2 separate regions of the Homo sapiens genome follow, and region 1 is linked to region 2. The links are chromatin contacts, found by Hi-C or POLR2A ChIA-PET in ENCODE. All regions are on one chromosome and are shown on one strand. Each heading gives the region's core, a stretch centred on a gene start or an enhancer-like site at or near the end of the contact. The rest is flanking DNA. Distances are from core to core; before and after follow the strand shown.

Region 1 (5,381 bases), core at 691-3,190, 110 kb before region 2:
TGTTTTCACATGATACAGACATCTTATGTTTCAAAGAAAAAAATATATAACCATAGTAAGGAAGTGCCTTAACAAAAACAAGGCAGAATAGGTTCTAAACTAGAGTGGATCATTTTTAAGAAGTACTAATTTATACCTACCTAGTTGTACCCATGCTAAGAACCAAAAACAAACTAAAAGCCTGGTTTCATTGTATTTTCATGTTTTCAGTACTACAGTCTGAATTTCGATATTTCACAAAAGAGTTGCTATGCCTTTATTCTTTGGCAAGGTCTGCCTGGCTCTCCAGTTTTCTTAGGACCCTGTACCAGAGGTTGCCACTCCAGCCAGCTTGGACGTTGGAAGCTAGAATCTGAACCTTAATTATGACCCACTCGTTCCACTGACTGGGTAGTGCAAACGTGAGTGATGTTCAAAGACGAGAAAATTAAGATAATAGAAGTTGCCTGCTCCTTAAAAACTGGAGGACAAGAACCTGTCTCCCAACTTTCCTAAAATTAAATGTCAAAGAGGGAGAAGAGTATATCAGTAATTTAAGAGGGAAGTTTATCTAGAATAAGGCCAGATTTTTTTTCAAAGCTACATTTATTTATACCCATGGCTTATGTGGGTTTAAAACAGATGCAGCCCTTACAATACATGTCATACTTGGAGCACGGAAGCTACCTGCAGAACTGATTCTGACATACAGGCGCCTAGCTTAGAATGCATTTCTGTAGAATTCAGGGAGATCAATAGACTCGGGAAACAAATATGTTGATGGATGAGGACGGGTCTGAAAACGACCAGGCTGAGGTGACCACGCTGCAGGTTTCACAGCTATTCCACGTTGGTAGAACGAAAGGGTTACAAACGATTCCCCTTTCTTTAAAAGGGAAAGGAAAAAAAGGAAATGAGGGGAGAAAAAAAGAGGAAATGGAAGGAAGAGAATGAAGCGAGTGGTGAGTAAAGGAAGAAAGAAATGAGGACGGGGAAAGAGAAAGAGAGAATCCCGAAGAGGGGCGGGGGAGTGGGAAGGAGAGCTATGATGTATGGACGCTCACCAGCCACCAGCCAAGCGCTCCATCACCCCCAAGCCTGCATCCCTCCCTCACTCGTCTGGAGACCTCGGGTTCCGCCGCCCTGGCGCTGACAGCCCTCCCCGTGACCCCGGCGCAGGCCACGCCGAGATGCCCAAAGTGGCCCACCGCAGCCAGCCCATCCGAACCCGCCACTCCCAGGACCGCGCTGGCCACCCCCATCCCCGACGTCCCCCCGCACCCCCATCAGTAGTGTCAGGGGAAAAGCCGAGAAGAGTGCAGCGAAGAGGAAAAAAATAAAGAAGGGGAGGGGGCGGGGGAGACGACCAAAAACAATTTTTAAAAATAATCTCATCATGGGTCCTGGAGAAGCAGCAGGGAGGAGACCCGTGACAGGCACCTGGAAATGAACACGCTGTTGCAAATACCCCGGGCTCCCTTGGGCTGGGCGATTTTCCACAAAAGGAACTTTGCAAGGAGCGCAGCGGTTTGCAATGGAAGAGGAGGAGATCGCAGCGTTACCTGGCCGAGGTCTTGCCGGCGGGCCGCGGAAATCCTCAGGTTTGCGATTTTGAGCCACTTGATCAGGTTACTATGGAAATCGTCTTAAGGAGATGGAGAAAAAAAAGAAAAACCAACCGAGGCACATTCTTGTCACCCAGAAAGAAACTGCTTGGGCCGCTGAGAGCGGGTGCGGGACCGGGCGCGGGACCGGGCGCGGCGCCTCTCCCGGCCCGGCTCGCTCTTTCTTCCCTCCTCCGCCGGGCCGCGCCTCCCCGCCCCGCGCCGCCGCCACCTAGCAGCCCGCGGGCCGAGCCCAGCTCTCCGCGGCGCGCAGCCGGGAGCGAAAGCGCGAGCTCGCTCTCAGCCTCCAGCCGGCCTGGGCGGCGAGTGGCGCTGTTTCCCAGCCGCGCAGCTGGAATTTAAAGAGACAGGCGCGTCGCGGGGTCTGGGCCCTTGCCCAGGAGAGGAGCCCACGGGAGGCCCACCGTCTTGGAACCGCGCGGGATGGACGGAGCGGGCCCTGCGAGAAAAGTTTCCTGCGGGAACGGCGGGAGGAGCGCCTGAGGACCAGCCTCAGCTTCCTCTCCAGAATGCAGAACACAGGCTGCAAGGAGAGTAAGAGGGATTTTTTTTCCTCCCTTGGAGACTAAGGGGGAAATGATTTGTATGCTCAACAAGTCTTGCATCTATTTTCAGCTGCTCTAGTTTCCGTCCATGAACACCGACTTATTTTCATTGAAAGCACACCTACAAACGGGGGATGGGCTGGGGGTGGGGGGTGGGTCACTCTTCATTTTATGTCCTACTAAACAGAGAGGCATGGGTTTAGAGGAAGGTGGTGATGGGAAGATATAGCTGTCAGATATCTGGGATTTTTTTTTCTCTTCCTCTCTCAGCCAGAGAAGCGTCTCCTTTTCTCTCCCCTCACTCCGAATCCTGTAGGATAGACTTGAAGGTCTATTGAACCTTTACTCCAGGATTATCCACAGGCTCACCTGCCCGCCTACCGGCACCTTTTCTCTACAGCTAGGAAGGCAGGTCTACTTCTATTGCTGAGAAGAAGCAAGATCCAGCAGAAAGAGGAGTCTAGCCTGGCCCTTTTCTATTCCTAGCTGAAAAACAGCTTTCAGTGGGCAGGTCTCTCACTGTTTCACTGTTACAAATAAGGCTCAGATCTCAACTGCTGACACGCAACCCAAACAGGATGTGCAGACCAATTCACATGGTTTGAGACCACCACATATTTGGAGAACCTGAGGAATTATGATGCAATCCATTTATTTTTCTGTCCTAACCATCACCTTTCATGCATGATATTACTAAACAGTCTCTGAAGTACTAGTTCAACTTGAATCCCTCCCCTGGAGAAGAGGTAGTAAGGGGACTCTCCTTATGGTCTTGTCTAGATCAACCAAACCGATTCCAGAGTCACTCTGGCATACAGTAGTAGACGCTCCATACATATGGATGGCATTATCAGAAAAAAAAAGTGAATCTAGATTACCAACACCTTGTGGGCAGGATTCATAGAGTATTCTGTGTTCTATCTTAGACTATACATTTTTATGAGCCCTACACATAGGAAGGATGCTACATTTTAACTCAAGTGTCATAAGCTTCTTTCCTGTATCTCCCTACCAACTTAACCTCCAGTCCTCTCACCTCCACCACGCTTCCTTCATGTTGCTCTTCCACCTTGCTTGCAGAGCAAGCCTTCCAAATAAATATTACGAGTCTTATATAACATCTTTATATATATCCCCATTTCCTTCAGGAAAGTGACCACATTTCTTGTTAGGGCATAGAACAGTTTCTTAGCCCCTTTGTGCTGCCATTACAAAATACCTGAGACTGGTTAACTTATAAACAACAGAAACTTATTTCTCACAATTGTGGAGGCTGAGAAGTCCAAGACCAAGAGGCTGGCAGGTTCTGTTTCTGGTGAGAACCCAGTCCCTGCTTCCAACACTGTGTCCTTACATGGACAAAGGGTAAAAGGGCCAAGGCTTTTAATCCCCTTTATAAGAAAGGAGACTTCATGATCTGATCAGCTCCCAAGGGTCCCTCCTCTTAATACTATAACATTGGAGATGGTTTCTACATGAATTTTGGAAGGACACAAATATTCAAACCACAGCAAAGAGTGTTTCTCAAACTTTAGCATGCATTGCAATCACCTGTATGACTTTTTTAAAAATTTGTAGGCCTCATGCCCAACTTTTCTTATTCAGGTGGTCTAGTCCAGGGTGATGTATAAGAATTTGTATTTCTAACAAGATCCCAAGTGATATCATGCTACTGGGCTGGGAATCACACTGTGAGAAACACTGGCATAGATCTTTTGTGATCTAGCCCCTACCTACTCCTGCTTCATCCCTCACACCTGCCCCTCAGTTCCCAAGCAGGTCAAACTTAATAACTTATTCCATGCTTTCTCATATAGCACCAGCTTACCCCTACCTGTACGTATGCTGTTCTCACCCCATCTGTACATGTGCTGTTCTCCACCAGGAATTCTCTCACATTCCCAACCCAACTCTTCTCCACATCCCACACCACCACATCTGGGTAACACTTGCTCAACCCCTGAGACTAAACTCCTTTGGAATGCCTCCACAAACACTCCCAGATCCTACAACAAAGTTTAGGTGCCATTTCTCTGTGCTGCCTCTATACCCACTTTTCACACATTAGGAATAATAATAGTACATTTATTTGTCTGCTTCCTCACTAGAATGTATGTACTAGGGGAAAGGATGGCAACTTATTTATCCCTGTATTCCCAAGGGTCTAGCACATTGGCTGAGACTTTGTAGCAGCTCAATAAATGTTCAGGTAGGTAGGGGAGTGAAAGAGAATGAGAGCGGGAGAAGAGAAACAAGGTTTTTGTTGTTGATGATTGTGATGATGATCAAAGACAAAGTTCGTGATAGTACTAGAAAGGACAGAGATAGAAAGGAGAATTAATATTTTTGAACTCCTTGTACTGTATGTATCAGGTACTGGGTTAAATGCTTTGCATGTTACCTCATCTATTCCTTAAAACACCTTGCAAGACAAATATTATATTACATATGAGAAATCTAAGACTTGGAAAAGTGAAGTTGCTTGCTCAACATCACACAGCTGTTTGGTGGCTGTTGCAGAACTGAGGGAGGGATGATTTGTTTGATTTACTATAAGCAGCACAAAGGCAGTTTTCCACAGGTATAAGTAAGTTTCATGTGTATTGTAAATATTCATGAGCATTTTGTTACTTTGGTTAATATTACTTGAGCTCTCACCACCCCTCTCCCAGAAGGGGTCTCCCTCACAGCCTAGGGTAGGAACCTCTAAAGCTTTACTGTGGCTTCCCTGACTCAGTAGTCTACTGAAGTGCAGTCTCCTCAGCGGATGTAAGGGGCTCCTCTGGCCTCTGTCATTTCTGTGCAGTCTTGCTCTACCCTTGTACCATATCCTTAGTGCTGTGTAAATTTGTAAAAGAGTCAAGCAAAGCAGACAAGTATAGTAATCCATTATGGTGATGGGGCCAGACTCCTTTGCTTGTCTATATTTCTGCTCTAGTGTATCTTACTATAACAGAGATAACCATTAACTGGCAAGAAAATGTGTGAATAAATTAAAGTATGATTGATGAAATTATTTGGATATCTTTCCAAACAAAAAATATATTGTGAACAAAAAGTAAGTGTGTTGGAAAGTAAATGGATTTTATGGCCATTTAGGATAAGGCTTTAATTCAAAACTTAGCTAATTTGCTATAAATATACCAACTTTTATAGTTAATGAAATCAGCTCAAGATAAACTTAGAACCTATATAATGTCTATAGATTAAATCAGCATAGGAATGTTTCTTT
Region 2 (5,993 bases), core at 2,699-5,198:
GAACTCATAAGATTTATTCACTACCATGAGAACAATATGGGGGAAACCACCCCCATGATTCAATTATCTTCCACAAGGTCCCTCCCACAAACGTGGGAATTATGGGAACACATTTTAAGATGAGATTTGGGTCGGGACACAGCCAGACCATATCATGCTGCCCCTGGCCCCTCCAAATCTCATGTTCTCACATTTCAAAACCAATCACACCTTCCCAACAGTCCCCCAAAGTCTTAACTCATTTCAGCATTAACCCAACAGTCCATAGTCCAAAGTATCATCTGAGACAAGGCAAGTCCCTTCCACCTATGAGCCTATAAAATCAAAAACAAGCTAGTTTCTTTGTAGATACAATGGGGGTATAGGTATTGGGTAAATACAGCCATTCCAAATGGGAGAAATTGGCCAAAACAACAGGTTTACAGGGCCCATGCAAGTCTGAAATCCAGCAGGGCAGTCAAGTTTTAAAGCTCCAAAATGATCTCCTTTGACTCCAGGTCTCACATCCAGGTCATGCTGATGCAAGAGATGGGTTCCCATGGTCTTAGGCAGCTCTGACCCTGTGGTGTTGCAGCATACAGCCTCCCTCCCAGCTGCTTTCATGAGCTGACATTGAGCATCTGTGGCTTTTCCAGGTGAACAGTGCAATCTTTTGGTGGATCTACCATTCTGGGGTCTGGACGACAGTAGCCCTCTTCTCACAGCTTCACTAGGTGGTGTCCCAGTAGGGACTCTGTGTGGGGGCTCTGAGCCCACATTTCCCTGTGCACTGCCCTAGCAGAGGCTCTCTATGAGCACCCTGCCCCTGCAGCAAACTTCTGCCTGGGCATCCAGGCATTTCCATACATCTTCTGAAATCTAAGCGGAGCTTCCCAAACCCCAATTCTTGACTTTTGTGCACTCACAGGCTCATCACTGTGTGGAAGCTGCCAAAGCTTGAGGTTTGCACCCTCTGAAGCCATGGCCTGAGCTCTACATTGGCCCCTTTCAGCCACAGCTGGAGTGGCTGGGACACAGGGCACCAAGTCTCTAGGCTGCACACAGCATGGGAACCCTGGACCCAGCCCACGAAACCATTTTCTCCTAGGCCTCGGGGCCTGAGATGAGAGGGGCTGCCACAATGGTCTCTGACATGCCCTTGAGACATTTTCCCCATTGTCTTGGGGATTAACATTTGGCTCCTGTTTACTTATGCAAATTTCTGCAGCTGACTTGGATTTCTCCTTAGAAAATTGGTTTTTCTTTTCTATCACATTGTCAGGCTGCAAATTTTCTGAGCTTTTATGCTCCACTTCCCTTATAAAACTGAATGCCTTTAATAGCACCCAAGTCACCTCTTGAATGCTTTGCTGCTTAGAAATTTCTGCTGCCAGATACCCTAAATCATCTCTCTCAAGTTCAAAGTTCCAGAAATCTCAAGGTCAGGGGCAAAATGCCACCAGTCTCATTGCTAAAACATAACAAGAGTCACCTTTGCTCCAGTTTCCAACAAGTTCCTCATCTCCATCTGAGACCACCTCAGCCTGGACCTTATTGTCCATATCACTATCAGGCTTTTGGTCAAAGCCATTCAACAAGTCTCTAGGAAGTTCCAAACTTTCCCACATTTTCCTGTCTTCTTCTGAGCCCTCCAACTGTTCCAACCTCTGCCTGTTACCCAGTTCCAAATGTGCTTCCACATTTTCAGGTATATTTTCAGCAACACCCCACTCTTCTGGTACCAATTTACTGTATTAGTCCATTTTCACATTGCTGATAAAGACATACCTGAGACTGGGAAGACAAAGAGGTTTAATTGGACTTACAGTCCCACGTGGCTGGGGAGGCCTCAGAATCATAGTGGGAGGCAAAAAGCACTTCTTACATGGCAGTGGCAAGAGAAAATGAGGAATAAGCAAAAGCAGAAACCCCTGATAAAACCATCAGATCTCATGAGACTTATTCACTACCATGAGAACAGTATGGGGAAAACCACCCCCATGATTCAAATTATCTCCCACCAGGTCCCTCCCACAACACATGGGAATTATGGGAGTATAGTTCACCATGAGAATTGGGTGGGGACACAGCCAAACCATATCAACATATGTGATATTGCTAGGGACTGAATTGTGTCCTCCCCAAAATTCATACGTTGAAGTTCTAATTTCCAATGTGATTGTATTTAGAAATAGGGCTTTTAGGAGATAATTAAGGTTACGTGAGATAATAGAGATGGGTTCCTAATCTGATAGGATTGCTCTTCTTATAAAAAGAAAGAGAGAGAGAAAGAGAGAGATTTCTCTAGGAATAGGACATGTGAGCACATAGCAGGAAGGCAGGAAGCTAACCAGGAAGACAGCCCTTGTTAAAACTGGACCATGCTGACACCCTGTAGGGAACTTCCAGCCTCCAGAATCATGAGAAAACAAATTCTGTTGTTTAAGCCACTCAGTCTATAGAATTTTGTTATGGCAGCCTGAGCTGAGTAATACATATACCAAATTTAGGGCTATAGGAAAGCTTCAGGATAATGGATTTCAGATTGTGCAAAGGCTTTGTTATGAGGAATCCATTTGGAAAATAGCCATAGATGCTAAATGCCATCACATTTACTTGACCTGGCAATTCACAACCCATACATTCAACATAAATAACAACAGATTGGATGAGAAAAGAATACTTTTATATATACACTCTCAAATTTTAGTTAATCAAAATACTTGGGACAAAAATCGAAGCACTTGATAAAAAGAGTTGATTCAGATGTACTCTTTCCCTGAAGGTAACACAATAGTTTCCCTCTTCCCAAATCAATTCCCAGTGAATAATAGGACAATTTGTCACTTTCTAGACATTGGGGAAAAGGTTGTAGTTTTCATGTAATAGCATCATAGATATCCAAGACCATACAGAAAGTAAATGATACTGGAAAGTTGGAACTCCATCTCAGCACTAATTAAAACCATTGCCTTGGTCATATGCATAGGAAAAAAGAAAACAAAAAGAAATACATCTCAAAAGTTTTCCTCCTATAGACCAACTAAATTCTGTTTTAACTTGTAGGATTTCTGATGCAAAGGCCTGATAGAAGTTATCTGGCCACAGAACAGAAAGGTTTTCTTTGATATACCTGACACATAATGTAAGTATGCTTTTACTGAATATTCCCAATGACAGCAAACTCACTATCTTATGAGTCAACAAATTCCACCGTGGAATAGCTAAATCTTACAATCTTAAATTAAACCAAAAGATGTGTTTTTTTGTTTAAAGACTTTTTCACAAATTCTCTTTTGAAGCAATGTGAAATATTTAGAGTATGAAAGCAGTCATCACCAAATTTAATGTAGCCTATTTTTTATTTTTGCCTTTCTGGTCGAACTCTTTGTATATTCATTTATAATGTTAATTTTTTCAGTTGTATTACAGCACAGGAAAACTAAGCCTATGTATTATTATCACTTTGATAAATGAGACTATGAAAGTGATTAACAGCTTTTAAAATAGTTCACAGCAAAGCTCAGCCTTTAAAAAAAATTAATTTGCAATAAAAGAAATGAGAAATGCATTGGATCCTCACCTTCTCTTCTTTAGAGTTTTTCCCTTGATAATTAATGACTTAGACCTGCTACAGTTTGACATGGGAGAGAGGATGAGAGAAAGAACTGTTGATCCCCTTAAAAAAGAATACATGAGTTTATTGTCCCACCAAATTCTCAAAAGAGTCTGAGAATCAGAAAAGGTTAAGAATCACTGAAGGGAAGAGCCTTCAATAAAAATGAGACTTTAGAAATAAAGGGTTAAATGTAATCACAGCCACCAAATTGCTTTAGAGATAGCAATAAGGAAATTTCATTGGACTTTCAACCTCTGTAGACAATGGAAGGTGTTTGTTCAGTTAACTTTTCCGAAAAACGACTTCCTGCCAAGCAGTAGGCTGCAACACTTGCACACAATAGTCTGCACTTCCCACACAAGCCACTGCGAAAATCTGGATTTCCGTGGACTGTTTCTGAGGAGTGCCATTATATTAGAGTCAAGAAAAAAAGTGGGAGGGAGGAGGGAAACACTGCATTCAATTCTCTTGCAATCTATTTTTAACACGCCTGAGAAGGTTTTGAGCTATTAATGTAATGAGGCTAGACTCAAAAACAAAAAAAGACCAGCAGGGCAGCAAAGGCCCAACATGGAGGGAGGGGGGTTAATTCCTTAAGGATGTTGACAACTGTTTCAATATCACATGAGATGTTTACATTGCCCATCAATGTATGTTTAATTTGAGGAAATCCTGATTAAAAAGAAAATGTGTAATGTGAGTGAATTAGCTTTCCCCCGGTACTGTTTTTCAGTCAAGGGGAGTGTTTCATAACTCTCTGCTGTCCATCCACTGAATTTTATGTCTTACATATTTATCAGGAGAAATTGCTGCAATCCTCCATGCTGGTGGTGCTCTAGACTCTTTTAAAAAAAATGAGGAAAATATATACATATAAAATTTACCTTCTTTACCAGTTTTAAGCCTACAGTTCAGTGGTAATAAATATATTTATATTCTCTTTTTTTCCTTCATTCTCTCCTCCCTTCCCAGCCTTTCATAACCACCACTTTACTATCTTCACAAGATTCACTTTTTTACCTTCCACATATGAATGAGAACACACAATATTTGATCTAAGTTTTTTTTTCCCCGTAAAAAATATGGTCCCAGCTACTTGGAAGGTTGAGACAGGAGGATCACTTGAGCCCATGAGTTCATAGGCTACATAATGAGACCCTGTCTCTAAAAAGAGATAGATAGATAGATAGATAGATAGATAGATAGATAGATAGATAGATTTGATCAACACAGCTGTGATTCAGGATAGGTATTGATTGCTAGAACACTCAAGAAACAACAGCTTGTGCCAGTGTAGCATCACTTAAGTTCAAGATGTACCAAATTTTATGACACTGTGGAAGCTATATAGTAATGCCCTGCTGTTAAATTTCAAAAAGATAATACAATCAACAGCCACCACTTAGTGAAAAGTTGGGAATCTTAGGAGTATTTTTTAAATGTATTTCTCTAGGATACAAAATTAACATACAAAAATCAGTAGCATTTTTATATGTCAACAGCAAACAATTTAAAAAAGAAATCAAGAACGTAATCTCATTTACAATAACTACAAATAAAATAGCTTTGAAATAAACTTAATCAAATAAGTGAAATAACTTTACAATGAAAACTATAAAACATTGATGCAAGAAATTGTTAAAGGACACAATAAAATGGAAACAGATTCCATGTTCATGAATTGGAACAATTAGTATTGTTAAAATCTCCATACTATCCAAAGCAATCTACAGATCCATTGCAACCCCTATCAAAATACCAGTGACATTCTTCATAGAAATAGAAAAAAGAATTATAAAATTTATATGGAACCACAAAAGACCCAAAATAGCCAAAGCCATTGTGAACAAAAGAACAAAACTGGAGGAATCACATTACTGACTTCAAATTATACTACAGAGCTATAGTAATCAAAACAGCATGGAACTGGCATAAACACAGACACACAGATCAATGAAACAGAATACAAAACCCAGAAATAAATTCGTACATCTATGGTGAACTCATTTTTGACAAAGGTGCAAAGAATACACACCAAGGAAAGGAGAGTCTCTTCAATAAATGGTGCTGGGAGAACTGGATATCCATATGCAGAAGAATGAACTGAGCCCACTCTCTCTTACCATATATAAAAATCAAATCAAAATGAATTAAAGACTTAAATCTAAGATCTCAACCTAAGAAACTACTAAAAGAAAACATTAGAGAAACTCTCCAGGACCTTGATCTTGGCAAAGATTTGAGTAATGCCCCACAAGCACAGGCAACCAAACCAAAAATGGACAAATGGGATCACATCAAGTTAAAGAGCTTCTGCACAGCAAAGGAAACAACAAAGTAAAGTAACAACCCACAGAATGGGAGAAAATATTTGCAAATTATACATCTGACAAAG

Evidence for each region. A loop is a pair of places that touch in the nucleus more often than their neighbours do. ChIA-PET counts read pairs that join two places held with the same protein, here RNA polymerase II (POLR2A). Pooled maps may share reads with other maps.
Region 1: a pooled map of heart left ventricle shows a loop between it and region 2 (2.1-fold over the local background). The contact joins two enhancer-like sites. A Hi-C loop is called at or near these places in 2 of 168 maps with a recorded cell type or tissue (colonic mucosa and mammary epithelial cell) and 5 of 50 pooled maps. POLR2A ChIA-PET finds 5 or more read pairs at or near these places in 1 of 52 experiments (OCI-LY7).

Annotation. Positions count from the first base shown.
Region 1 is chr12:77,321,375-77,326,755 of GRCh38, reverse strand. No RefSeq gene overlaps it. Among named protein-coding and RNA genes, the nearest start is that of LINC02464, 6.8 kb to the right of the region's middle. RefSeq lists a silencer at 1,731-1,790. Within about 2 kb of position 1,940, at least 9 of the 41 ENCODE cell types and tissues checked have a DNase peak (open chromatin) inside an H3K27ac peak, as active enhancers do.
Region 2 is chr12:77,211,471-77,217,463 of GRCh38, reverse strand. No RefSeq gene overlaps it. Among named protein-coding and RNA genes, the nearest start is that of LINC02464, 100 kb to the left of the region's middle. Within about 2 kb of position 3,948, at least 2 of the 41 ENCODE cell types and tissues checked have a DNase peak (open chromatin) inside an H3K27ac peak, as active enhancers do.